Regions from separate parts of the Homo sapiens genome. Here region 1 is linked to region 2. Evidence: read pairs that join two places in POLR2A ChIA-PET (ENCODE). Cell type or tissue: PC-9. All regions are shown on one strand. Each heading gives the region's core, and the rest is flanking DNA. Links, peaks and the distances in the headings are about the cores only.

The links. ChIA-PET counts read pairs that join two places held together with the same protein. Peaks named below come from ENCODE experiments on the same cell type or tissue, not always from the same donor. Only the 100,000 strongest peaks of a DNase experiment are listed, where the experiment ranks them.
Region 1: POLR2A ChIA-PET joins it to region 2 with 15 read pairs; 3 of 35 experiments call an interaction of 5 or more read pairs at or near these places.

What each region holds. Positions count from the first base shown.
Region 1 is chr11:65,159,341-65,171,000 of GRCh38, reverse strand. SPDYC (speedy/RINGO cell cycle regulator family member C) reads right to left here and starts at 768. Exons shown (of 7, transcript NM_001008778.3): 1 at 740-768. It also overlaps the pseudogene PDCL2P2. In PC-9, for the core only: no CTCF peak of the experiment used is centred there; no DNase peak of the experiment used is centred there.
Region 2 is chr11:64,994,718-65,011,061 of GRCh38, reverse strand. BATF2 (basic leucine zipper ATF-like transcription factor 2) reads left to right here and starts at 14,091. Exons shown (of 3, transcript NM_138456.4): 1 at 14,091-14,186. The coding sequence starts at 14,148. RefSeq lists enhancers at 3,423-4,622, 14,192-14,692 and a cis regulatory region at 11,809-12,947. In PC-9, for the core only: a CTCF peak has its summit at 14,145; DNase peaks (open chromatin) are centred at 12,811 and 14,051.

The DNA.
Region 1 (11,660 bases), core at 494-4,493, 170 kb before region 2:
TTAACTCAGACCGGTCGTCAAACGAGGAAACTGAAGCTGAGGCCTAACAGCCGGTTAAAAGTGAAGCCCTTGGTCTCCAAAACCCCAAGAGGTTTTTTGGTTTTTGTTTGTTTGTTTTGAGACACAGTCTCTCTCTGTCGCCCAGACTGGAGTGCAGTGGCGCGATCTCGGCTCACTGCAACCTCCGCCTCCCGGGTTCAACTGATTCTCCAGCCTGAGCCTCCCGAGTAGCTGGGATTACAGGCATGCGCCATGCCACCACGCCCGGCTAATTTTTTTTGTATTTTTTTGGTAGAGACAGGGTTTCACCGTGTTGGCCAGGCTGGTCTCACACTCCTGACCTCCCAAAGTGCTGGGATTGCAGGCGTGAGCCACTGCGCCTGGCCAAAAAAAAAGAAAAAAAAAACCCAAGAGTTTAACTGCTCCTCTAGGCCCCAACTCACAACCACCCCCGACCCCTCACCAAAGCAGAGTTGAAAGGGCCACTGATCCCTTACACCGAGGGGAAACTGAGGCCCTCAGGGAGGAATGAAATTAGAAAAATACCTGGATTTAGAGCAAGTTGATGGGGCCACTTCAAACATTTCAAGCTCCCGTCCTAAACCCACCCTCATCCCTGAGAGAGAGAAGCCAACCACGGGGCCGAGGAGAACGTGCGGTCGACCACCCCAGGGCCAATCTGGGCCCCTCCATCTAGGCGCCCGCAAGCAACCCAGCCTCCTCCTGCAGCGAGCCTTACCCGAGCTCAGGAATGGCCCAGAGCATAACACCAACGCCGCCGCGAGTGCGCTTATATAGCCTGAGGGCGGCCCTGCCCAAAGCAGCCCGTCCACCAATCAGGGCCTTCCTGGGGGGCGAGGCTTGGCCTTCACCGCCTGCCTCTCTGCCAGTGAGTCCAGTCGGCACCCAGCTGTGGCTCCCCAGGGTTTGAAAGCCTCTCCAAAGCTTCATCAACTACAAGAGGGGTGAAGGCAGGCCAGCTGGACCCCAGGGCCTAAGGCCCCATAGGACAGGCAGGGAGCTAGGATCCCTGTTCCCCTCTTGACAAATGCAGCGCCAAGGTGCTGAGCCGGGATATGAGACCCGGACTGCGAGGGCCTGGTGGGCGAGTTTTTTTTCATTGATTGTGCCTTGCTAGGGCAGGGTCTCTGGCTCTCTATGGGTGTCTCTGAATCTCCTGGCCTCCTTGAGTCTCTAGGTTTCACTGAGGCCCCCCGAGTCTCTCTTTTGTTTCTTATTTTATTTTTCCCCTCGTAACACAGAACAAGCTGCCTGGGTCTCAGTGGGCCTCTGAGTCTCTCAGTTTCTTGTTGCCTCTGGTGTCTGGATGTCTGTGGATCTCTGGGTCCTTTGTTTTCTCTCTGATCTCTGGTCTCTGGTGTATCTGCTGTTTCATGGTCTCCCCCAGGCCGCCTCCCAGGCTCCCTGAGGCCGTGAAGGCCTTTCTAGACCAGCTGGTCTGCATCAGGCCATCCTGTTTGTGTGTGTGCACGCATTTGAAGTCGGCCTCCCCTAGAAAGGAAGTAGTGAGTGGGGCAGCATCCATAGCCCGTTCACTAAACACCTACTGCTGCCTACTGAGGAGTCTGTGATGGAATCAGCTCACGTGTTCCTCACAGCAAGCCCGTGAAGTTGATGAGAATGATGAGAAGCCTCATTTTGTCAGCGAACAAACAACTAACACACAGAGTTTGGGTTGCTGACCGACAGGCTGAGTAACTTCCTGCCAGCCACTCAGCTGGTAAGTAGAGATAGAGTTCCAGCCTGGCTGCTGGGCCCACACGCTGGGTAGCCTGGCTGTGTGGTCTACAGCTGTTCCTGGACGCTGCCTGCACAGAGAAGGTGTTCCATGAAACCGAATGAATCTCCTAGACCAGCTGTGTTTTCAACTGTTCTCCTCCTCCCCCAGTAATTAAGGTTAGAGATCAGGAAGGTGTACCAAAAAGAAGCCTGGGAGTGGGCTAGTCACTTTAACTTTGGGAGGGCCTTCAGGCTGATTTCCTTCAGTGCCACCCCTGGAGATCTGACACCGATCTCCCACACTGGGGAGAATATTTGTTTTTACTTTTTTTTTTTTTTTTTTTGAGACGGAGTCTCGCTGTGTTGCCCAGGCCGGAGTGCAGTGGCCCAATCCCGGCTCCCTGCAACTTCCACCTCCAGGGCTCAAGCAATTCTCCTGCCTCAGCCTCCCGAGTAGCTGGGACTACAGGCATGTGCCGCCATGCCTGGCAATTTTTTTGTTTTGTTTTGTTCTCCTGACCTCATGATCCACCCGCCTTGGCCTCCCAGAATGCTGGGATTACAGGCATGAGCCACCATGCCCAGCCTTTCTCTTTCACTTTTCAGAATCCCATGATTCACTGGGCTCTTCAATCTGCCCAGATAATCTCCCCATCTCAAGATCCTTAACTTGGCTGGGAGAGGTGGCTTACCCCTGTAATCCCAGCATTGTGGGAGGCAGAGGAGAGCAGATCACCTGAGGTCAGGAGTTCAAGACCAGCCTGGTAAACATGGCAAAACCCCTCCTCTACTAAAAATACAAAAATTAGCGGGGCATGGTGGTGCATGCCTGTAATCCTAACTACTCGGGAGGCTGAGGCAGGAGAATTGCTTGAGCCCTGGGGGTGGAGGTTGCAGTGAGCTGAGATCATGCCATTGCACTCCAGTCTGGGCAACAGAGCAAGACTTGGTCTCAAAAAAAGATCCTTAACCATCTGCAAAGTCTTTTTTGCCATGTGAGATAACATATTCTCAGGTCTGGGAAGTGAAATGTAGCCATCTTTGGGAGTCCATTATTCTGCCTGCTACAATTATCACAGCAAAATTTATTCTATGCTAACTAATATACTATTTATAAAATTTATATTCATGTAAATGTATATATAATTTGTAAAATCATATATTAATATTGCATGCTATAAAGGATACACGTAAAAGGATATAAAAGAATACACATAAAACATAATAACATACTACCAGCTCAAAAAATATATATATGGCCAGGTCCATTGGCTCACGCCTATAATCTCAGCACTTTTTGGAGGCCGAGACAGGAGGATCATTTGAGTTCAGGAGTTAGAGACTAACCTGGGCAATACATCAAGGCCCCATCTCTACCAAAAATAAACTAGCCTGGCATGGTGGCACGTGACTGCAGTCCTATCTACTCAAGAGGCTGAGGTGGGAGGATCACTTGAGCCCAGGAGTTCAAGGCTGCAGTGAGCTATTATCATGCCATTCTACCCAGCCTGGGTGACACAGCAAGACCCTGTCTCTAAAACATGAATAAATAAATAAATAAGAATATTAAAAATTTCAAAATATAAAGATAGAAAAAATAATATGCAATTACTAAAAGAAAGCTGGGATAACTACACTAATATATTAAAACAACTTTAGGCCGGGCGCGGTGGCTTATGCCTGTAATCCCAGCACGTTGGGAGGCCGAGGCAGGTAGATCATTTGAGGTCAGGAGTTCAAGACCAGCCTGGCCAACATGGTGAAATTCCATTTCTACTAAAAATACAAAAATTAGGTGGGTGGTAGTGGCGAATGCCTGTAATCCCAGCTACTTGGGAGGCTGTGGCAGGAGAATCGCTTGAGCCTAGAAGGCAGAGGTTTTGGTGAGCCAAGATTGTACCACTGCACTCCAGCCTGGGTGACAGAGTGAGAACTTGTCTCAAAAAAAAAAAAAAACAAAAAACAAACAAAAAAACACAACTTTGGACAAAAAGCATAACTAGGGAGAAAGAGAATTTATGTAGTGATTTTAAAAATATACAGCCGGATGTGGTGGTGTGCACCTGTAGTGCTGGTCTGGGCAACATAGGGAGATCCTGTCGGTAAGAAGAGGAGGGGAAGGAGGGGAGGGAAAATAAAGGAAAGGAAAGAGGCAGGAAGAGAAAAATAAAAGGAAAAAGGAAGGAGAAGAAAGAAAGAAGGGAGGGAGGGAAGGAAGGAAGAAAAAAAAGTGTATAATTACCTAACCAGAATCCAGGTAAAGAAAAAAATATATAGTAATTTGTTTACTCCTAAAAATAAAGTCAATAAGCAAGAAACCGCATGTGTGTGTGTCTGTGTGTGTGTGTGTGTAAAATCAACAGAACCACACGGAAAAACAAATCACAATCATAATTGTAGATATGATGGCACATGCAAGGCAAAAAAGTTAGCAAAGCAGTAAAAGATATGAAGAATATGATGAAGAAATTTGACCTAGTGGACGAATAAGCTGGCACTGCACCCAACAAAGGCAGGAAAGCACGCACAGAACATCTTCCTAAAAATTAATCAAATGTACCCGGGCGAGGTGGCTCACGCCGATAATCCCAGCACTTTGGGAGGCCGAAGCAGGCGGATCACAAGGTCAGGAGTTAGCGACCAGTCTGGCCAACATAGTGAAACCCCGTTTCTACTGAAAATACAAAAAGCCGGGCGTGGTGGCGGGCGCCTGTAGTCCCAACTACTCAGGTGGGTGAGGCAAGAGAATGGCGTGAACCCGGGAGGCGGAGGTTGCAGTGAGCGGAGGTCGCGCCACTGCTCCAGCCTGGGTAACAGAGCAAGACTCCGTCTCAAAAAAAAAAAAAAAAAAAAAAAAAAAAAAAAAAAAGAAAAAGAAAAAGAAAAAGAAAGAAAGAAAATATTGTCTGTCAAAGTTGGAGGACACAACTAGTAATTCTTAGAGAGGAATTTATGACCTCAAACGCGCGTGTTAGAAAATAAGAAAAGCTGTCACGCTGATGAACTGAACTCCATCTTAAAAAGTCACAAGCCAGCCAGGGGGACTTCCGGGTCCTGAGGCCCAAGGGGCTGCCTGGGTCCCCATCCGCCAACTTTTGCTGTCCACACAGCCCCAGACAACAAGAAAGGAAAAATAAAACGCTGCCAAAACCACAGCGTCGGCATAACTTGAAAGCAGAGAAGGTCCAAACTTCAAGATAAATGTAAATAAAAAGAAAGCGACCATATCCCCGCACGCCGTCGTGCGCTGCGGCCTCTCCCAGGCACGAGGCTTTGTGCCAAGAAAAGCTGGGGAAGGAGGGGAGAAAGGAGTATCGATCCGGGCTGGGGTTGGTCGAGAGCAACTATCAGAAAGACTGCGACATTCTAAAATCTGAAAATACCAAGAAGACGTCCTGGGAAGTCAGAGCTCAGACCTCAGGGAAGGGGCTTACAAGTATGTGCGATAGGAAGGGGAGGTCGTTAAAGTCCACTGATTCCGCGGGAGGGGTAAAAAAAAAAAAAAAAGGGCTAAAATGGGCCAGAAGCATCCGTGGGCAATTGAGTAAGTGAAGTGGGAAAATGCAGAAGGGAGAAATTGAGGGTCCGAAGAGAACCAAGCAATGGGAGAACACAAAACCCTACCCACCCCCACACCGAAACAAACAAATAAAAAGCTTCTAAACCATCTGAACTTTGCTATATTGACCTAACAGTGTGCTATTGAGCTAGGAATCTTGTAAACCATCCAATACCACAAAAACGAATAGAAAGAAGATGAATAGATCCGTATGGAGCTGATATTTTAAAAAATCTGAAAACAAAATAACACACACCAACCAAGAAAAATTCCCCTGGAAAAAAAAAAAACCACGTTTCCAAAGAAACAAAATATTTACAAAAAATGATCATATCTTAGGTCACAAAGAAATCATCAGTACCTTAAAAAAAGTAGAAATATACAAACAATATTCTCTGAGCACAGTGTAATAAAATGAGACATCATTATTATTATTATTTTTGAGACGGAGTCTCTCTCTGTCGCCAGGCTGGAGTGCAGTGGTGCAATCTCGGCTCACTGCAACATCAGCCTCCGGGATTCAAGTGATCCTCCTGCCTCAGCCTCCCGAGTAGCTGGGACTACAGGTGGGCCCCACCACACCCAGCTAATATTTTATATTTTTAGTAGAGATGGGGTTTCACCATGTTGGCCAGGATGGTCTCGATCTGTTGACCTTGTGATCCACCTGCCTCAGCCTCCCAAAGTGCTGGCTTACAGGTGTGAGCCACCATGCCCGGTGAAAATTATTATTATTAACAAAGACAAACACAGCCTGGCACAGTGGCTCACACCTGCAATCCCAGCACTTTGAGATGCCAAGATGGGAGAATTGCTTGAGCCCAGAAGTTCAAGACCAGCCTAGGCAACATAGAGAGATCCTGTCTCTATAAAACAAAACAAAACACACACACACACACACACACACACACACACACACACACACACACACACCAAAAAACCTAGCTGGGCATGGTGGATCACTTGAGCCTGAGAGGCAGAGGTTGCAGTGAGCCATGTTCGGGACACTGCACTCCAGCCTGGACAACAGAGCAAGAATCTGTCTTGGAAAAAAAAAAAAGACAAACCACTAGTTACCTTGTTTCAGGGGGAAAAAAGGGAGAAAGACAAATATAACAAATATATGACAAAGGGGAGGGAACCATAGGAATAAGATATTTTAAAAAATTTAAATACACCACCAATTTCCAAAATGGTGGTGTAAGGAGCTCAGCAGACCCATTCCCCAACAAAACAACCATTTAACTAGAAAAATTTATTTATTTATTTACTTTTGAGACGCAGTCTCACTCTGTCTCCAGGCTGGAGTGCAGTGGCGTGATCTCGGCTCACTGCAACATCCGACTCGTGGGTTCAAGTGATTCTCCTGCCTCAGCCTCCCGAGTGGCTGGGATTACAGGCACGCGCCACCACATCCAGCTAATTTTTCTATTTTTTTAGTAGAGACAGGGTTTCACCATACTGGCCAGGCTAGTCTCGAACTCCCGACCTCGTGATCCGCCTGCCTCGGCCTTCCAAAGTGCTGGGATTACAGATGTGAGCCACCCCGCACCCGGCCAGAAAAATTTATTTTAAGAACCCAATCATTTCAAATCTGTAAATTATCCTAAAGGCACATACAGCAAATGGGGAAGCATATTCTCTGACTGAACATGAGCAAAAACATAAACTCACTGAAGTGCAGTAGCCAGTCTGCAGGCCACACACGTATCTACTAGTAAAGATAAAAATCTGGAACTTAAGCACAAACTTTGACCAATAAGTGGTTTATGGTCATTTTGACCATAAGTGAGTTGTGCTGACCGGGGGTGACCCCTAGAGAGCCAAGCTAAAAGATTTTTTTTTTTTTTTGAGACAAGGTATTGCTATATCACCCAGGCTGGAGTGCAATGGCATGATTATAGCTCTCTGCTACCTTGAACTCTTAGGCTCAAGCTATCCTCCTGCTTCAACCCCAGAAATGCTGGGATTACAAGCATGAGCCACCAGGCCCAGTTGTTAGATTTTTTTAAAAGAAAAAAAATCAGAAAACAGACATTCCAGGCTACACACTGCAAGGAAAATACACTTCACAAAGTTAATTCAGTCAAGTCACTAAACCAAAAAAGAAATGGCCAACCAAACAGTAACAACATTGACTCCTAAGAGAGGGCTGGCATCCAGAGTTTCTACAGTGTATTATCTAAAATGTACATTTTGGCCCAGAGTGGTGGCTCTCGCCTGTAATCCCAGCACTTTGAGAGGCCAAGGCGGGGGCAGATCACCTAAGGTCAGGAGTTTGAGACCAGCCTGGCCAATATAGTGAAACCCTGTCTCTACTAAAAATACAACAATTAGCTGGGCGTGGTGGTGCACGCCTGTAATCCCAGCTACTTGGGAGGCTGAGGCAGGAGAATCCCTTGACCCCGGGAGGCAGAGGTTGCAGTGAGCCAAGATCATGCCACAGCACTGTAGCCTGGCGACAGAGAGACTCGCTGTCTCAAAAAACAAACAAACAAAAAAAGTACATTGTAATAAAAACATTAGATTCATTTAAGTATATTTCTAAATGCACTCCCATATTTATTGCAGTACTATTCACAATAGCCAAAATATGAGATCAACCTAAGTGTCCATCAGTGGATAAATAGGTAAAGAAAATGTGGTATATATACACAATGGAATATTGTTCACCCATAAAAGGAACAAAATTCTGTCATTCTCAACAACATGGATGAAACTGGATAAAAGTACATATTATTTGTTTATTTATTTATTTATTTATTTATTTTTGAGAGGGGTGTCTCATTCTGTTGCCCAGGCTAGAGTGCGGTGGCACGATCTCAGCTCACTGCAACCTCCGCCTCCCAGGTTCAAGCGATTCTCCTGCCTCAGCCTCCTGAGTAGCTTGGATTATGGGCATGTGCCACCACACCTGGCTAATTTTTTTGTATTTTTACTAGAAATGGGGTTTCACCATGTTGACCAGGCTGGTCTCGAACTCCTGACCTCAGGTGATCTGCCTGCCTTGGCCTCCCAAAGTGCTGGGATTACAGGCGTGTGCCACCGCGCTCGGCCTAAAAGTACATTTTTTCAACAAAAATTATGACATGCAAACAAAAAGGAAAGTCTGGTCCATCCACAGGAAAAGAGAATGCAGCCATAGACATCGCTTTTGAACGGGCCCAGATATTGGACTTAGCACATAGTGCCTTCACAGCAGCCATTACAAATATGTTCACAGAAAAGTGACAAGAGGAAATAAGTAAACAAATAAATACATTATTCTAAGAGTTTTATAGTTTTAGTTCTTACATTTTAGGTCTATGATCTATTGTGAGATTGGTTTGGTTGTGTTTTTTGCATAGCGTGAGCTAGGTGGCTAACTTCATTCTTTTGCCTGTGGATATCCAGTTGTCCTACTATTCTTTCCCCATTAAAAGGTCTTGGCACCCTTATAGAAAATCAGTTAACCAGAAATGTATAGGTTTATTTCTGGACTCTCAATTCTATTCTATTCATCTATTTGTCTATCATGCCAGTAGCACATAGTCTTAATTATTGTAGCTTTGTAGTAAGTTTAAAATTGGAGGCCAGGCGTGGTGGCTCACGCCTGTAATTCCAGCACTTTAGGAGGCTGAGGCAGGCACTTGAGGTCAGGCATTTGAGCCTGGACAACACGGTGAAACCCCATCTCTACAAAAAATACAAAAATCAGCTGGGTGTGTTGGCACACGCCTGTAATCCCTGCTTCTTGGGAGGCTGAGGCAGGAGAATCTCTTGAACCCAGGAGGCAGAGGCTGCAGTGAATGGAGATCATGCCACTGCACTCCAGCCTGGGTGACAGAGTGAGGCTCCATCTCAAATAAAGAATAAATAAATAAATAAAATAGGGACACGTGAAGGCTGTCAGACTGAAGACCCTGCTGATGTTACAGTTCAAGTTCAAAGGCCTCTGCTGGCAGAATTCTCTCTTGCTTGGAGGAGGTCTTTTTTTCTTTTCTTTTCTTTTCTTTTTTTTTTTTGAGACGGAGTCTCGCTCTCTCGCCAGGCTGGAGTGCAGTGGCGCAATCTCAGCTCACTGCAAGCTCCGACTCCCAGGTTCAAGCCGTTCTCCTGCCTCAGCCTCCGGAGTAGCTGGGATTACAGGTATGCGCCACCATGCCCCGCTAATTTTTGTATTTTTTTTTTAGTAGAGACGGGGTTTCACTATGTTGGCCAGGATGGTCTCAATCTCTTGATCGCATGATCTGCCCGCCTTGGCCTCCCAAAGTGCTGGGATTACAGGCGTGAGCCACCGCGCCCGGCTGAGGTCAGTCTTTTCTTCTATTCAGAACCTCAACTGATTGAACAGAGTCCTCCAACATTATGGAAGGCAATCTGCTTTACTCCAAGTTGACCAATTTAAATGTCACTCTTATCCAAAACCGCCATCACCACAGCATCCAGAATAATGTTTGACCACAAATGTGGGCACTGTGGCCCAGCCAAATAAACACATAAAATTAATCATCAAAATAACTTATGATTTTCACCACTGAATAATATCCTATTGTATGGATATACCACAGTTTTATTATCCACTCTTCTATTGAAGGACATTTTGGTTGCTTCCTGTTTGGGGAGAGTATGAAAAAGCTATTATACATATTTGTGCAGGGGTTTGGAGGTAGACATAAGTTTTCAACTCAATTAGATAAATATCTATGAATTTTCAACTCAATTGGGTAAATATCTACGATCTAGCAATTGCTGGATCATATGGTGATAATCTATTTCATGTCATATGAAGCTGCCAAATCGTCTTGCAAAGTGAGTGTACAATTTTGCATTTTCACCAGCAATGAATGAAGGTTGCTGTTGCTCCACATCCTCATCAGCACTTGGTGTTGCCAGTATTTTGCATTTTAACTGTTTTGATAGATGTGCAGTGGCACCTCACTGTTGCTTTGATTTGCAATTCCCTAATGTCATATGACATTGAGCATCTTTTCGTATGCTTTCTCATTTTTATTTCATATTTCTCCAAATACTTCTCTGCCTTCCTCTCTCTCTTCATACCTTCTGTTACTCCAACAGCCAACAGCCATGTAAATGAGCCGCCTGGGAAGGGGATCCTCCAGCCCCACACAAGCCATCAGAAGACAGTAGCCCTGGCCAGAGACAAAAAGCAAACACCCTGGAAGATTGATCCTGTGTCTCCTTGGATGGTATGGGAACTGTTGATAACATCCAGCCCAGGAGTTTACCTGAGGGCTGAACCAGGTGACGTCAGGCAGATAAAACTCTTGTTTTGTAAACTCGAGAAACTTCTCATTCATACCCTTATTGTTGTGTGGAGTGAAAACATATGAAGATATGAATTTGGAAGAGCTGGAGGATCATGTAGACGAATTTGATGAGGAGGATGAACATGCCATTGAAATGTACAGACAGCAGAGACTGGCTGAGTGGAAAGCAACTAAACTGAATAATAAATTTGGAGAAGTTTTGATGATCTCAGGAAAGGATTATGTTCAAGAAGTTACCTACCGGCCGGGCACAGTGGCTCACACCTGTAATCCTAGCATTTTAGGAAGCTGAGGCAGGTGGATCACCTGAGGTCAGGAGTTCGAGACTAGCCTGGCCAACATGGCAAAACTCCGTCTCTACTAAAAATACAAAAATTAGACGGGCATGGTGGCGCATGCCTGTAAGCCCAGCTACTTGGGAGGCTGAGGCAGGAGAATCATTTGAAACTGGGAGGCGGAGGTTGCGGTGAGCTGAGATCACGCCATCGCACTGCAGCCTGGGCAACAAGAGCGAAGAAACTTGGTCTCAAAACAAACAAACAAACAAAAAATTAGCCAGGCTTGGTGGTGCTTGCCTGTAATCCTAGCTACTGGGGAAGCTGAGGCATGAGAATTGCTTGAACCTGGGAGGCGGAGGTTGCAGTGAGCCGAGATTGCACCACTGCACTCCAGCCTGGGCAACAGAGAGAGATTCAGTCAAAAAAAAAAAAATTCCATTCTGTAATAAAAGGAATCTAGACTCTTTGGAGAAATAGTTCATTTCAGGGCTGGGGCAGAGATAATATGAGTCTGGAACATCATGTAGTGACAGAAAGTAAGGAAGTACTCTCACAAAGTCATGGAGACACTTCAAAAGGACACAAGAGTCAACTTGAAGGAGCTCCCAAGGGCCAAATCTGGGATAATTTGAGCAACAAAATAAGTAATGATAGCAATAAATTATTACCCACAGGATAAAATAACTATCCATGAGTTTATACTGATATATGTAAATAACTGAGAGAGAAGTGACAACTCCTCTGCACAGTAGAATTTAAATAAATGTAGGAGAAGTAATGGAAATAGAAAATCACCACTAGACAAACACCGCA
Region 2 (16,344 bases), core at 11,715-15,714:
AATAAAAATAAACAACATCCAAGCTCTGTGAAAAAGGGGGAGTTCAGGAAGTAACTATGTTTAGCTTTTTTTTTTTTTTTTTTGAGACAGAGTCTTGCTCTGTCGCCCAGGCTGGGGTGCAGTGGCGCAATCTCAGCTCACTGCAAGCTCCGCCTCCCGGGTTCACACCATTCTCCTGCCTCAGCCTCCCGAGTAGCTGGGACTAAAGATGCCCGCCACTATGCCTGGCTAAGTTTTTGTATTTTTAGTAGAGACGGGGTTTCACCGCGTTAGCCAGGATGGTCTCGATCTCCTGACCTCGTGATCCGCCAGCCTTGGACTCCCAAAGTGCTGGGATTACAGGCGTGAGCCACCGCGCCCGGCCAACTATGTTTAACTTTTTAAACATATTTTAGAGACAGGGTCTCACTCTGTCACCCAGGCTGGAGTGCAGTGGCACAATCATGGCTCACTGCAGCCTCAAGCAGTCCTCCCACGTCAGTCTCCTGAGTAGCTGGGACTACAGGTGCATGCCATCAAGCCCGGCTAATTTTTTAAATTTTTTGTAGAGACGAGGGTCTCGCTGTGTTACCCGGGCTGGTCTTGAACTCCTGTGCTTAGGTGATCCTCTCACCTCAGACTTCCAAAGTGCTGGGATTACAGGCATGAGCCACCCCACTTGGCCTGTGTTTAACTTTTGAAGAACTGACTGTAGCTAGAAATTGGGTGGAGAGGCATTTAAAGACAAGTAAGGGGCCTCATTACGAGCTGTGTTTTCATTTGCCTCATGGAAAGGAGGAGAGCTCTTTTTTTTTCTTTTTTTTTTTTTTGAGACGAAGTTTTGCTCTTGTTGCCCAGGTTGGAGTGCAATGGCAAAATCTCGGCTCACTGCAACCTCCATCTCCCAGGTTCAAGCGATTCTCCTGCCTCAGCCTCCCAAGTAACTGGGATTACAGGTGTGCACCACCACACCTGGCTAATTGTGTATTTTTAGTAGAGACGGGGTTTCACCATGTTTGTCAGGCTGGTCTCAAACTCCTGACCTCAAGTCATCCACCTCGGCCTCCCAAAGTGCTGAGATTACAGGCAAGAGCCAATGCACCTGGCTTTTTTTCTTTCTTTTTTTTTTACTTTCAAGCAGAGGAGCAGAAGAGCACTCTTAAATAAAATCTTTGGGAAATACCTTTGGAAGAAAACTAGGAAAGAAGATGTATAGAGCTGTAGTTATATATAATTGTGAATATGAATATATATATATATTTTTTTTTCACAAGAAAGAATCGTGAAATTAAAATACCCAAATCGTGACATCTGTGAAACCTGCTTTTGAAGGGGAAACTTCTTAGGGCCGAGTAAGTGGCTTGTAACTTGAGGATAGAGATCTACAGCCTTTTAACAAGGCATGTTTACCCAACGTCTAGAAAGAAAAATTTGGCATTATTATTATTTTTAAGACAGGGTCTCACATTATTATTATTATTATTATTATTATTATTATTATTTTTGAGACAGGTTCTCACTCTATCACCCAGGCTGAAGTGAAGTGGCACAATCACGGCTCACTGCAGCCTTGATTTCCCTGGGCTCAGGTGATCCTCCCATCTCAGCCATCTGAGTAGCTGGGACTAAAGTTCTGTGCCACCACACGCAGCTAATTTTTGTATTTTTTGTAGAGACTGGGTTTTGCCGTGTTGCCCAGACTGATCTCAAACTCTGGGCCCCAAGCAATCCTCCCATCTTGACCTCCCAAAGTACTGGGATTACAGGCATGACCCACTGTGCCGGGCCTGAAAATTTGGCATTATAGTTTTAATTTTAAAAAGTAAATCATTTTAATCAGCCATTATATTTCATGGATTACCTTTATAATAATAAGAAAAGTAACAGAATTCTATATTCTGGAACCAGAAGGAAAAAAGGCCAGGGGAGAAGACTCTGCTTAAATTAGAACTGCTGGCCATTAAGCATTAGCAAGGAGTATACCCAAGTATTTTATTTATTTATTTATTTATTTATTTATTTATTTATCTAAATATTTATTTTTAAGTTTGCTCTAGACACACAGTTTCTGTGTGTGTGTGTGTGTGTGTGTTTTTTTTTTTTTTTTTGAGACAGGGTCTCGTTCTGTCATCTAGGCTGAAGTGCAGTGGCATGATCACAGCTCACTGCAGCCTCGTCCTCCCAGGCTCACATGATCCTCCCACCTCACCATCCCAAGTAGCTGGGACCACAGGCACATGCCACCATGCCCAGCTATTTTTTTTTATTTTTAATTTTTTTTTTCTTAAATAATGATGAGGCTGGGCACGGTGGCTCACGCCTGTAATCCCAGTGCTTTGGGAGGCCGAGCTGGGTGGATCACTTGAGGCCAAGAGTTTGAGACCAGCCTGGCCAACATGGCAAAACCTCATCTCTACTAAAAATACAAAAAATTGGCCGGGTGTGGTCACGCACACCTGTAGTCCCAGCTACTTGGGAGGCTGAGGCACGAGAATCACTTGAACCCTGGGGGTGGTGGGCGGCAGCGGAGGTTGCAGTGAGCCGAGATTGCGCCACTGCACTCCAGCCTGTATGAGACAGAATGAGACTGTCTCAAAAGAAAATTAAGAAAAAGAAGGAGCAAGTTATGATTGTGTTCATGTGTGAGAAGCAGCACTTATATCTGGTGTAAATTGCTCCAGATTTCTTACACTTATAAAGGAGTCTCACGAAGAGATGGGAAATTGGGTTCTCTGGATTCTTAGTTTTCCTGTTTAACCCTTCACTGTCATTTGTTGCCCTCTGTGGACTTGCCTTATTTTTCTGCAGTGTTGCAGCAAGTGAAGTATTCTTCATGCAGCTGCTCATGAAACCTTCACCGGGAGGCGGCAGATATCTGTGTTAGAGGAGTCTCTTTCCCTTATAGATGATCTAAGTTAAATTACTACCAAGTCTAGAGTGCACCAGCTTCAGACATGAGGCCCAAACGATGTCATTGGGAGTCAGACTCTTCCTCTATCTGCTGTCCTCCGGGCTGGCTACATTCTCAGGCAGAACCCGCTCATGGGAGTAGGACGGCCACCAGAAACACCAGCTTAGTATCACCCCAGGGGGGCACATCCCCAGACCCTGTCACTTTCCCAGTAACTCCAACAAAACTCCCAGGCCTGTCCTTCCTTGGTCTGGCTTGGGTCATGTGCCTATTCCTGACATCAATCACTGTGACCAGGTGAGATTGGCAAGGCCAGGACCCCAGGCCCATGCTGGAGTGCAGGGTTTGGGTCACCTTGTTGCCCAGGCTAACCTCAAAATCCTAGGTTTAAGTGATCTCCCCACCTTGGCCTCCCAAAGCATTGGGATTACAGGCGTGAGCCACCATGTCTGGCCTATTTAATTCTTTTAACCTACATTGTTTATATTAGATTGTTTATAATAAAGTTACAGTTTTAATGAGAAGACAGAAAACCTGTTTTCCCTCTCTGATAAGACAATCTAGGATGCCAGTCTTATTTTTTGGACCACATGCCTGTGACAGAGGCACCAGCAAGCACGTGCTGGCAGCTTACCCAAGTGTAGGTTTTGTCCTACTAATTAATAAGCAAAGAACTGGAAGCACAGAGATGGCAACTGCATACAGACCATAGTTCTGCCCTCCCACTGCTAATCTTCCGGCAGGTTTTTTTTTTTTTTCTAGACAGTCTCACTCTGTCACCCAGGCTGGAGTGCAGTGGCGCAATCTTGGCTCACCGCAACCTCCACCTACCGGGTTCAAGCGATTCTCCTGCCTCAGCCTCCCGAGTAGCTGGGATTACAGGCATGCACCACCATGCCTGGCTAATTTTTGTATTTTTAGAAGAGATAGGGTTTCACCATGTTGGCCAGGCTGGTCTTGAACTCCTGGGTTCAAGTGATCCACCCAGCTCGGCCTCCCAAAGTGCTGGGATTACAGGCGTGAGCTGCTGTGCTCAGCCTATGTAGGTTTTACATATCCAAAGGCAGCCAGGTCCTCAGTGCTGGTCAGTGATGATTCAGTGGGTGTGTACATCCTGCATGCCACTGCTGCATGCCTCATAAGACAAGTCAGAGTGTTCAAGCATCTGCATTACAGGTCTTAGCCCAGCTGCCTGTGTGGGAGGCAGCAGAGGCATCCTCTCCAACTCCAGATGACAAAAGGAGGTGTTATTCACCACGCAAAGGCACATGACATCTGCAAGCTTTTCCAGAACCTTAGGAGGTAGAAAGGACTTGAAAATCTGAGATCTTCCAACAGCCATGTGCTCGTACACCTCACCTGTTGCCTGTGGCCCCTCAGGAGCAAAGCTGTGCTAGATGCTTCTTGCCTCCATGGGGCCAGGCCTGGTGAATGAACGCAGGAGCGCAGCTGCTGCCCCTGGTTGCCCGTGTCCTGCTGTGCCCTCACTCCGGAACCTAAGAGGCAGGTACCACTCTTCTCTCCGCATGACAGACCCCCCCACCCACTCACCTGGATCGCTGCAGCAGCCTCCTGACCGGCTTCCCTGCTCCCCTGCTCCAAGGCACAGGGACCCTTTTTTATTTAATTAATTAATTATTTATTTATTGAGACAGAGTCTTACTCTGTCACCCAGGCTGGAGTGCAGTGACGTGATCTTGGCTCACTGCAACCTCCGCCTCTTGGGTTCAAATGATTCTTGTGCCGCAGCTTCCAGAGTAGCTGGGACTACAGGCATGAGCCACCATGTCTGGCTAATTTTTGTATTTTTAGTAGAGATGGGGTTTCATCATGTTGGCCAGGCTGGTCTCGAATTCCTGACCTCAGGTGATCCACCTACCTCGGCCTCCCAAAGTGCTGGGATTACAGGCATGAGCCACTGCGCCTGGCCAACCTTTTTATTTTTTATTTTTATTTGTTATCATTATTATTATTATTTTGAGATGGAATCTCACTCTGTCACCTAGGCTGGAGTGCAGTGGCGTGATCTCGACTCACTGCAACCTCTGCCTTCTGGGTTCAAGCGATTCTTCTGCCTCAGCCTCCCGAGTAGCTGGGATTACAGGCATCCACCACCATACCCAGCTAATTTTTGTGTTTTTAGTAGAGACAGGGTTTCGCCATGTTGGCCAGGCTGGTCTCGAACTCCTGACCTCTGGTGATCTGCTCACATCTGCCTCCCAAAGTGCTGGGATTACAGGTGTGAGCTACCATGCCCAGCCTATTTATTTATTTTGAGACAGAGTCTTGCTCAGTGGTGCAATCTCGGCTCACTGCAGCCACTACCTCCTGGGTTCAAGTGATCCTCCCACCTCAGCCTTCCAAGCATGCACCACTACGTCCGGCTAATTTTTGTATTTTTTACAGAGGTGGGTTTTCATCATGTTGGCCAGGCTGGTCTCGAACTCCTGACCTCAAGTGATCCTTCTGCCTCGGCCTCCCAAAGTGCTGGGATTACAGGTGTGAGCCACCAAGCCCGACCAGGGACCCTTTTAACCTATGCATCAGATCATGTTCTCCTCTGCTCAGAGCTCTCTGGTGCTCTCTGTATCTTTCAGAGTAAAAGCCCAAGGTTCTCACTGGCCTATGAGCCCCTGCATGAATGGCCCGTGGCCTCCACCCCAATCTCTTGCTCCCTGGACCCTGCCAGTCCCAGGAGTCCACTACACCACTCTGCCCCCCGACCCCAGCCGGTACCTCACTGTCACGGCTCTCTCGTCTTTAATTCTTTGCTCAAAAGTCCAATGTCAGAAACAATTTTTTTTTGTTCAAATATCTCAACGAGGCTCAGTCTGACCCCGCTATTTACATGTGAAATCCCCTACCCCACACTCCCCATGGCCCTTACCTAGCTCTCTTTTCCCCTTGGTACCTGTGGACTCCCACCAGACTAGATAATTCACTTAATGTAATTATCGTCTCCCTGCTCCTCCCTAGGATGGAAATTTCACAAGGGCAGGATTTGGATCTTTTTTTAAAAAACAGATGTCTCCCAGCACCTAGAGCAGGGCCTGCCACATAAGAGATGCTCAGGAAATAGTTGCTGCGTGATAGAAATAAGGATAGAGGTTTGTGAATTGCTTTCTAGCTGCTCACACGGACAGGAAGCAGCAGGGCTTCACCAGCCTTGTTCTTACCATCAGGTTTCTCAGCCCCCCAAACTGAGGCAGACCCGGCTCCCGCTCTCTGAGATCCCCACAGATTCCAACTCCCACACCAGGCCCAAATCAAAAAAGGCATCTTGGCTGGGCACGGTGGCTCATGCCTGTAATCCCAGCACTTTGGGAAGCTGAGGCAGGTGGATTACCTGAGGTCAGGAGTTTGAGACCACCCTGACCAACATGGCGAAACCCCATCTCTACTAAAAATACAAAAACTAGCTGGGTGTGGTGCAGGGCATGGTGCTGGGCACCTGTAATCCTAGCTACTCGGGAGGCTGAGGCAGAAGAATTGCTTGAACTCGGGAGACAGGGGTTACAGTGAGCTGAGATTGCGCCACTGCACTCCAGCCAGGGCAACAGAGCGAGACTCTGTCTCAAAAAAAAAAGGGCATCTCATAGGTACTGCTTCCTGACGGGTGGTGGGAAGGGAAGACTGAGCCCTGTAGTGGAAGGCAGATGGCAGTGCTGGGGGAGGCACCCAGGTCTCTGTCTGCAGCACCAGCCTCGGTTCATTGCTAGTCCCTTGTTTAGAAAAAGGCCTCCCAAGAGGCACAGGCAGGCCCCGGCCTCCAGCACAGCAAGAAGGACCCTGAGAAGTCATTGTCAAGTTCCTTCATTTTATTTTATTTATTTTGAGACAGGGTCTCACTCTGTTGCCCAGGCTGGAGTGCAGTGATGTGATCTCAGTTCACTGCAACCTCTGCCTCCCAGGCTCAAGTGATCCTCCCACCTCAGCCTCCTGAGTAGCTGGTACTACAGGCTCATGCCACCATGCCCAGCTAATTTTTGTTTTCGTTTTTGGGTTTGTTTGTTTGTTTGTTTGTTTGGTAGAGATGGGGTCTTGCTGTGTTGCCCAGGTTGGTCTCGAACTCCTGGGCTCAAGTAATCCTCCTGCCTTGGCTTCCCAAAATGCTGGGATTATAGGTGTGAGCCACGGGGCACCTGCTTAAGTTCCTTCATTTTACACATGAGGAAACAGGTCCAGAGAGGGCACAAGGCTGTCTGAGACCTCGAAGCTTGGTGAACGTGAGCTGCAGGTGAACTCAGTTCTCCAGAGGACCCCATCCCCAGACTTTCTTCTAGATGGGGCCCCCTTTCCAGCTCCTGGGACCCTGGTCTGGGGCCTCTGGGAATCAGTCCTGCTCCTGCAGACCAGCAACAGGTACAAATGCTCCCTGCCGTCTAAGGGTGTCCTGTGCCCCTGTTATTTCCACTCCAGGCCCCGAGATGTTTTCTGGATCAGCGAGGAATAAGATGAGAAAAGAACATGGAGGCTGCAGCAGAACCTGGGTCTGCCTGTTTCTGCCGCCTCCTTGTACTTGGCCAGTTCCCCTCTTCTTGCCAGGCCTCAGTTTCCCCAGTTGCAAAACAAACTGGAGAATCTCTGGAGTCCTCTGGCTGTGACTGACTGCTGACTTGCATGGCAAAAGCTCTCCTGCACCCTTGGTGCTATCCTTGGTGCTATCCTTGGTGCTGGTTCTGCCAAGGGCAGCACTGCCTTGTCTGTTGCATTTTGAGTCGCTAGCTAGTCTGGGTTGGGCTTCATTTCCCACCCCACTGCACACCAGCCAGCCCTCCAGTCCCTTGCTCCGTGAGCTCGGCTGGCCAGTTCCCGGCACCAGCCTCCACATGAGGCCCTCCCGTCTTTAGGGGTAACTAGGACAAGAGCGAGGGACTTATCCTTTCTGAGGTCACTGGTGACCACTTTCCATACTTTGTTTCAGTCATCATGGCAGCCCTGGCAAAGTGAGGGAATTATCACCATTTTACAGACAAGGACAATGAGAACCCAGAGAAACCAAGGGCCTTGTCCAAGCTCACACAGTAGCAGGACAGAGCGAGGATTTGAACCCTGGTCTTTCCGGGGCTTGAACCGCCTGGGAAAATCTAGGAGCTATGGTTGCAACTGCCATTTGCAAACAAACAAAGCCCTGGGATGCTCTCAGACTCTTCAGAGCTCAGCTGTTTATAATTTATACTGCCTTCCCATTTCCAGAAGTTCCAGACCGCTTCCCAGAAAGATGTGTAAGTACATTAAAGGAATGGCAGAGACTCAGAAGCTCAAGGCATTGGAGGTGGCAAAGGGCCAGCAGGACTGGGGGTTGGGGAGGGGAGTGAGCGTGGGAAGGTGCACCGAGGACCGGGCAGTGAAGAGCCCCATAGAGCCCAGGGGAAGTCACTTAGTTCCTGGGAGGCCCAGCTAGTTGCAGACTCCAACTTTTTTCATTTTTATTTTTTGACACAGAGTATCTCTCTGTTGTCCAGGCTGGAGTGCAATGGCGCAATCTCGGCTCACTGCAACTTCCGCCTCCCAGGTTCAGCGAATCTCCTGCCTCAACCTCCTGAGTAGCTGGGAATACAGGTGTGTGCCACCATGCCTGGCTAATTTTTGTATTTTTAGTAGAGACAGGGTTTCACCAGGTAGGCCAGGCTGGTCTCGAACTCTTAATTTGCCAACCTCAGCCTCCCGAAGTCCTGGGATTACAGGTGTGAGCCACCGTGCCCTGCCCAGACTCCATCTTTAATGAGCGCTGAAATGTGGTATGCACAATGTGCTGAAAGCAAAAGTCTGTTCTTCTCTCCCCACGCCCTGGGGAGTCTCCATGATGTGGCTTCCCCTGTCCCTGCCCAGCATTCAGTACATCTGGAATCATCCTTTGGCAAGCCCTTGCTTTCCTGTCCACGGGTCCTTGACTGCTGGGACCTTCCTCCGCATCTTGAGCAGTGTGAAATAATGGACAGGAAGAGTGCCGGGCTTAGTATCAGAGATACGGGGGAATTGGAGTCCATCTACCTGGGGAGGTGACCAGAGCCCGGGACGTGCTGCTGAGTGGCAGCTTCCTCATGTCGGAAGCTGAGCTGAGGTTGTGGGATCAGCTGGCATCTACTCACCCTTCTTTTGCCAACAGTACCCCGATGCCCTGGGGAACTGCCCCTTCTTCACCCCTAGTCCTTATGGTTTAGATGGGGCTCACCCCAACCCTGGGCTCCAGGATGGGCTTGAGGCCCTGCCCTTGCCAATCTCACCTGGTCACAGTGATTGATGTCAGGAATAGGCACATGACCCAAGCCAGACCAAGGAAGGCCAGGCCTGGGACTTTTGTTGGAGCTACTGGGAAAGTGGGAGGGGCTGGGGATGTGCCTGCCCTGGGTTGCTGTGAAGCTGGTGTTTCTGGTGGCCATCCTACTCCCATGACCGGGCTCTGCCTGAGAATGTAGCCAGCCTGGAGGACAGCAAATAGAGTAAGAGTTTGACTCCTGATGACATCGTTTGGGCCTCGTGTCTGAAGCTGGTGCACTCTAGACTTGGTAGTAACTTAACTTAGATCATCTAATAAGGGAGAGAGACTCCTCTAACACAGATATCTGCTGCCTCCTGGTGAAGGTTTCATGAGCAGCTGCATGGAGAATACTTCACTTACGGCCGGGTGCAGTGGCTGATGCATGTAATCCCAGCATTTTGGGAGGCTGAGGCGGGAGGATCATGAGGTCAGGAGTTCAAGAACAGCCTGGCCAACATGGTGAAACCCTGTCTCTACTAAAAATACAAAAATTAGCTGGGCGTGGTGTTGCATATCTGTAATCCCAGCTACTCAGGAGGCTGAGGCAGGATAATTGCTTGAACCCAGGAGGCGGAGTTTGCAGTGAGGCAAGATCGCGCCACTGTACTCCAGCCTGGGTGACAAGAGCAAAATCCTGTCTCAAAAAAAAAAAAAAAAGGCTGGGTGCGGTGGCTTACGCCTGTAATCCCAGCACTTTGGGAGGCCGAGGCAGGTGGATCACTTGAGGCCAGGAGTTGGAGACTAGCCTGGCCAATGTGGAGAAACCCCGTCTCTGCTAAAAATACAAAAATTTTGCTGGGTGTGGTGGTGCCTGCCTATAGTCCCAGCTACTTAGGAGGCTGAGCCAGGAGAATCGCTTGAACCCAGGAGGCAGAGATTGCAGTGAGCTGAGATCCCACCACTGCACTTTAGCCTGGGTACAGAGCAAGACTCCATCGAAAGAAAGAAAGAAAGAAAGAAAGAAAGAAAGAAAGAGAGAGAGAGAGAGAAAGGAGGGAGGGAGGGAGGGAAACACAAGCCTGTTGTTACGTGAATAAAAATTAATCAGATATGTATTGAGTGCCTTTGTTAAGTTTAACAGATGTTTATGTGACTTAACTGTGGGCTGTGCACTGTTCTAAGCCCTTTACATAAATTACTTAAATCCTTCTATTATTATCCCCATTGGCCAGGCACGGTGGCTCACGCCTATAATCCCAGCACTTTGGGAGGCCAAGGCTGGCGGATCACCTAAGGTTGAGACCAGCCAGGCCAACATGGTGAAACCCCGTCTCTACTAAAAATGCAAAAATTAGCTGGGCATGGTGGCACACACCTGTAATCCCAGCTACTTGGGAGGCTGAGGCAGGAGAATCACTTGAACCTGGGAGGCGGAGGTTGCAGTGAGCCGAGATCGCACCACCGCACTCCAGCCTGGGAGACAGAGCAAGACTCTGTCTCAAAACAAAAAACAAAAAACAGGCCGCGTGCAATGGCTCACGCCTGTAATCCCAGCACTTTGGGAGGCTGAGGCTGGCAGATCACTTGAGGTCAGGAGTTCGAGATCAGCCTGGCCAACATGGTGAAACCCCATCTCTACTAAAAATACAAAAAATTAGGTGGGTGTGGTGGCGTACACCTGTAATTCCAGCTACTTGGGAGGCTGAGGCAGGTGAATCACTGGAACCCTGGAGACAGAGGTTGCAGTGAGCCAAGATTGTGCCACTGTACTCTAGCCTGGGTGACAGAGTGGGACTCCGTCTCAAAAAAAAAAAAAAAAAGGGACAGGGCTTCAGGGCATTCTGGCTTCTCCCAAAACAGTGGTGTGACTTTCTCTTCCCTATAATTCAGTTTATTCATTGGTGAAATGATGAAGTTGGTTGGGGGGAGCCCACCAGGAACCCAGGGCAGGTCCTATGGGAATGAGTGAAAAGTTTCTTTCCTCAGGAAAGTTTTGGGGTTCCTGGGTGGCAAGCTGCCTGCTGGACTTTAATTAATTAATTCATTAATTGAGCATCTATTACGTGAAGGCAGTGTTTGAAGCACTGGGGATCCTTCAAAGAACCAGTCCTGCCATGTAGGAGCTCATTGGTAGCTGTGGTATTTGGGAGGCCTCCAACCCTCCACCCACTGGGGCTGCTGGCTCTGGACTAATGGACCAGGCCTTTCCAAGCAGAGTGTGGAGCAGGACTGAGGCCTAGAAGAGAGAGGTTGTGTTCTCCCTGCAGCTCTGCCCCTCCCGTGGAGTGACCTTGCCCCTCTGGGCATTAGTTTCCTCACCCTCTTTTATGAACTGAAAGTTTGTGTTCCCCCCCCAAACTCACACACTGAAGTGCCAACCCTTGGTAAGATGGTATTTGGAGGTGGGGCCTTCAGGAGGTAATTAGGCTTAGATAAGGTTGTGAGGGTGGGACCCTACAATGGGATGAGTGTCTTTATAAGAAGGCAGAGAGACCGTGTGAGAATACGGCAAGAGTGCCACCATCTTCCAGCCAGGAAGAGGCCTTGCCAGGAGCCAAACCTACCAGCACCTTGCTCTTGGATTTCTCAGCCCTCAGAACTGCGAGAAATAAAAGGCTGTCATTAAGCCACTCAGTTTCTGGTATTGCATTATAGCAGCCTGAGCTGACTGAGACACCGTCTAAGGCGAGGTCAGATTGGATGGTCCCACCAGCCTGGGAGAAGTCTCCCACAGCCATTCCTAGTTAAACATTACCCACCCTACCTCCCTCCCTCCCTGCCACTCCCTCTCCCAGCTGCCTCCTCAGGGAGCCATAAACGCTGCCTTCTTTGGTCTTCTCCCAGGGCTGTGGTGTTCTGGGAAGAGCTACACCTGCTGTCTCACCTCTGCCAGAAGCCAGGGTCTGGAGAAGAAAGACTGGGGGTCTGGGGCAGGGGCTGGGATCTGGAGTGGGACACTCAGGCCTAGCCCCTCCACACACACACACACACACACAAGCACACACGGGTGTTTCTTCGTAGTCACATCATGCACAAGGTGCCTGCAGATCCTCCCAGGGGAGCTCATGGGCTGGCTTAATGAGCCCTTCAGGTGCCTGCCTCAGGCAAGACGCCCCAGCCTTCCTGGTTTCCAGGAAACAATAATTCAGAGAAACAGGGATGGCCTCACTGCGTGGGGCATCCCACTTCCGCCTCTGCTCCCAGGCCCCTCAGAAGCTAGGAGGGCAAGGCCCAGCTCTTATGCCCAATCTCACCCACCCAGGCATTTTAAATTAGGAGCCTGCATTAATAATCTTAGAATCCAGAATATGACACCACAAATTTCAGGAGGGGGAATCCTTGCCACATAGTACTTTACAATATCCCAAGAGCTTTCTTCTCATCTCATTCTTTCCCATCTTCAAAACAACTGTCAAATAGGTATCATTTCTTTGTGATCACCAGCATATCTTTGAAGACACTGAGGCTCCAGGTGATAAACTGGGTGAGTGGAGTGCCAGGATGGAGAGTCAAGTCTTTTGTCTCTGAAACCCAGACTTGTTTTATGCCTGGTTCTAGGGATAGCAGGGGACTGCACTCTCCACACCTCTGCCCATAACAGGCATCACTAATCGATCATGGTGTGGCAGACATTGCTAATCAACTGCAGTACTCTTTTTTACTAAGCTCAGAGGTGTCCATGAACTCTTTAAAACAACATTCCAGCCACCATCACCTATCAGAAGATCATATCTGTATTTGCCATTCTTGTGATACCACATCATCAGCCATGAGCCCTCAGGTCTCAGGTACAACTCCAAGATGCTCTAGTCACCAGACCATAGGACTCTACATACTGCATGCATGCTGTTCTTGGACAGGAATTACTGGCCCCTCTGGCCCCCAAACAGATGCCCCATCCAAGTGTCCCTCTTAGAGATACAACAAGCATGCAGGTATGCCCGGGGCTTCAGGGTTTGCTAGGTCTTTATTTTTTAATTTTTAATTAATTAATTTTTTTGAAACAAGGTCTTGCTCTATTGCCCAGGCTGGAGTGCAGTGGCAAGATTATAGCTCACTGCAGCCTTGAACTCCTGGGCTCAAGTGATCCTCTCATCTCAGCCTCCTGAGTAACTGGGAATACAGGTGTGTGCCACCATGCCCAGTTATTTTTTTTATTTTTAATATAGATAAGGTCTTGCTATGTTGCCCAGGCTGGTCTCAAACTCCTGAGCTCAAGTAATCCTCCTGCCTTGGCCTCCCAGAGTACTTGGATTACAGGCATGAACCACTGCATCTGGCCTAACAAAATTGTTTTTATCCCCACTTTACAGATTTGGAAACAGAAACACAGATGAAATTACGAACCCAAGTCACATAGCTTGGAAGCTGGGCTCCTAACCACTGGACATCAATCTTTCCACTGCTTCATGGTCTGTTGTATGAAAACAGTAATGTATCCATCTGTTCTATCCAACAGCCATTGCTTAATTTTGCAGACATGCTTCCATAGTGGTCTCAGAAGGTTTGGGGGTGGTTGTATTATCTGGCTTAGTTCCTGCAATGAGCCTGGGAGTGGGTAGTTGTACCATCCTCCAGATGAGAAAACTAGGGCTCAGAGAAGGAGAGTCACTTTCTGAAAGTTGGACAGCTCCAATGTGTGCTGTGATCCAGAGTTCCCCCAATTCCAGAGCTCAAGGGCTCTCTCTACCCCACATGAGCATCGGTCCCCACTGGCTTCTTCTCTCATCTCAGTCCCTGGCCGCCTGTCCTCCCTCCCCTAGAACACCCTCCTCATACCTGGCCTTTGGTCTTCCCTCCTCTCCACCCTCCACCATCCTCTTTCCAGAGAAGGGGCCCAACCGGAAGGCCAGTTCATGTTAGGAAATTCTAGCCACGTGAGCAAGCCTGAGCCAGGGATTCTGAGCAGCTGGTGGCTTTAGGAGAAACTGAAACTTGGCCCTCTGGGGGCGGAGTGGCCACTGGGGATTTAAAGAGCTGCCACTTCCTTAGGCCTCCAGAGGGCACTGGGAAGTCACAGCTGCTGAGGGACCACTCTGCTCCCCCGCCTAAGCCATGCACCTCTGTGGGGGCAATGGGCTGCTGACCCAGACAGTGAGTACAGGGGATTGGGGATCGGGGATGAGAAGGGGAGCTGGGATCCCGTCCTCAGTGCCCAGGCAGTGAGGGCTGCAGTCGGGAGCTCCTAGTCCCAGCTCTATACTCTGAGCAGTGTGACAGAGGGCTCTGCATGCCCCTCTCTGGGTCTCACTTTCCTCCCCCGAAGTCGGGATTGGATTGGAATGAGTTGTTTCCAGCTCTCACATTGCAGATCCAGCCTTCGGTTTAGAACTTGGCCTCTGTGTACTTGCTCTCTCCTAACGTACCTGGTCCCCCCTCACTACACTCACAGCAGCCTTTCCTTCCTTCTCCAAATAACCCAGGCCGGCTCATGCCTGTAATCCCAGCCCCTTGGGAGTCTGAGGCCGGCAGATAACATGAGGTTAGGAGTTCAAGATCAGCCTGGCCAACATGGCGAAACCCCGTCTCTACTAGAAATACAAAAATTAGCCAGGTGTGGCAGGGCACGTCTGTAGTCTCAGCTACTCGAGAGGCTGAGGCAGGAAAGTTGCTTGAACCCGGGAGATGGAGGTTGCAGTAAGCTGAGCTCATGTCACTGCACTCCAGCCTGGGTGACAGAGAGAGACTCTGTCTCAATAAAATAAAATAGGCCGGGCTCAGTGGCTCACACCTGTAATCCCAGCACTTTGGGAGGCTGAGGCGGGCAGATCACCTGAGGTCAGGAGATCGAGACCATCCTGGCCAACATGGTGAAACCCCGTCTCTATTAAAAATAGAAAAATTAGCTGGGCGTGGTGGAGGCACATGCCTGTAATCCCAGCTTCTCAGGAGGCTGAGGCAGGAGAATCACTTGAACCTGGGAGGCGGAGGTCGCAGTGAGCCAAGATCACGCCACTGCACTCCAGCCTGGGCGACAGAGACTCTGTCTCAATAAAATAAAATAAAATAAAATAAAGTAAAATAATAAATAAATTCCCTGGGCCATGGTTTCCCTTGGAGGCTCTGCTTATCTCACAGGAGCCCCCTTCACTCACCGTGGGTCCTGTCTCAGCCTTTAGTTTCTTGGTGCCCCAGTGTCTACAGTGAGCCCGCTGTGGACATGGCCCAAGGGAGCATATGGAGCAGGAGCCTAGGAGCATTCAGAATCTGCAGCCAGGGCGGCCAGGGCCTTGCCTGAGGTCCTTACCCTCAAAACACATACCCCAGAGAGACTTGGGGGCGGGGGCTGGGCTGTGAGCTCTCCAACAGTCCCTCTTGCTCTGACTTTGCAGAGCTCTGGACATTTGGGTAAAATATTTTATCTAAGTTTCATTGATCCCAGGGTACAAGGTGGTCACAACCTTTGAGTCCACTCTTCCACCGGAATAAACCCTTCATTCATTCATCCTTCGCTACCACCCCACTACAATGTGAGCAATTTCAGGGCAGGGATTTGTGTGTATTTTGTTTGCTATCATGTCCCTCTAGCTTACTGCCTGGAACATAGTAGGTGCTTATACATGTTTGTTGAGTAAGTGAATATCTGCTTTGGGCTTGAGCTGGGCATGAGCACAGAGAACCACATCTGCCCTCATGGAGCTCACAGTTAGGAAAGTTCACACCTTGGTGTGGAAATCATGGCAATGAGAAGAATGGAAGCTGAGCTTTATGGCACGCCGGCTCTGGGCTGCCTGCCGCATGGGCTTTAACCCTCTGCTGTGGTGCTTCCATTGCAGGGATGGGGCGATTGGGTTCAAGAATATGGGGCTCGGCTGGGCACGGTGGCTCACACCTGTAATCCCAGCACTTTGGGAGGCCGAGGCTGGTGAATCACCTGAGGTCAGGAGTTCAAGACCAGTTTGAGATGAGCCTGGCCAACATGAGGAAACCCCATCTCTACTAAAAATACAAAAATTGGCCAGGAATGGTGGCAGGTGCCTGTAGTCCCAGCTACTTGGGAGGCCGAGGCAGGAGAATTGCTTGAACCCGGGAGTCAGAGTTTGCAGTGAGCCAAGATAGAGCCGCTGCACTACTCCAGCCTGGGCAACAGAGTGAGACTCTGTCTCAAAAAAAAAGGAAAAAAGAATGTGGGGTTTGAAGTTGGCTCTGTCTGAGTTTGAATCTCAGGCTTCCCATCTTCCCTGCTTGCCCTCCCACCCTCCACATGAGCGGTGAGCAGGACACAGGGGTGAGGCTGGCGTTCCAACAAGGT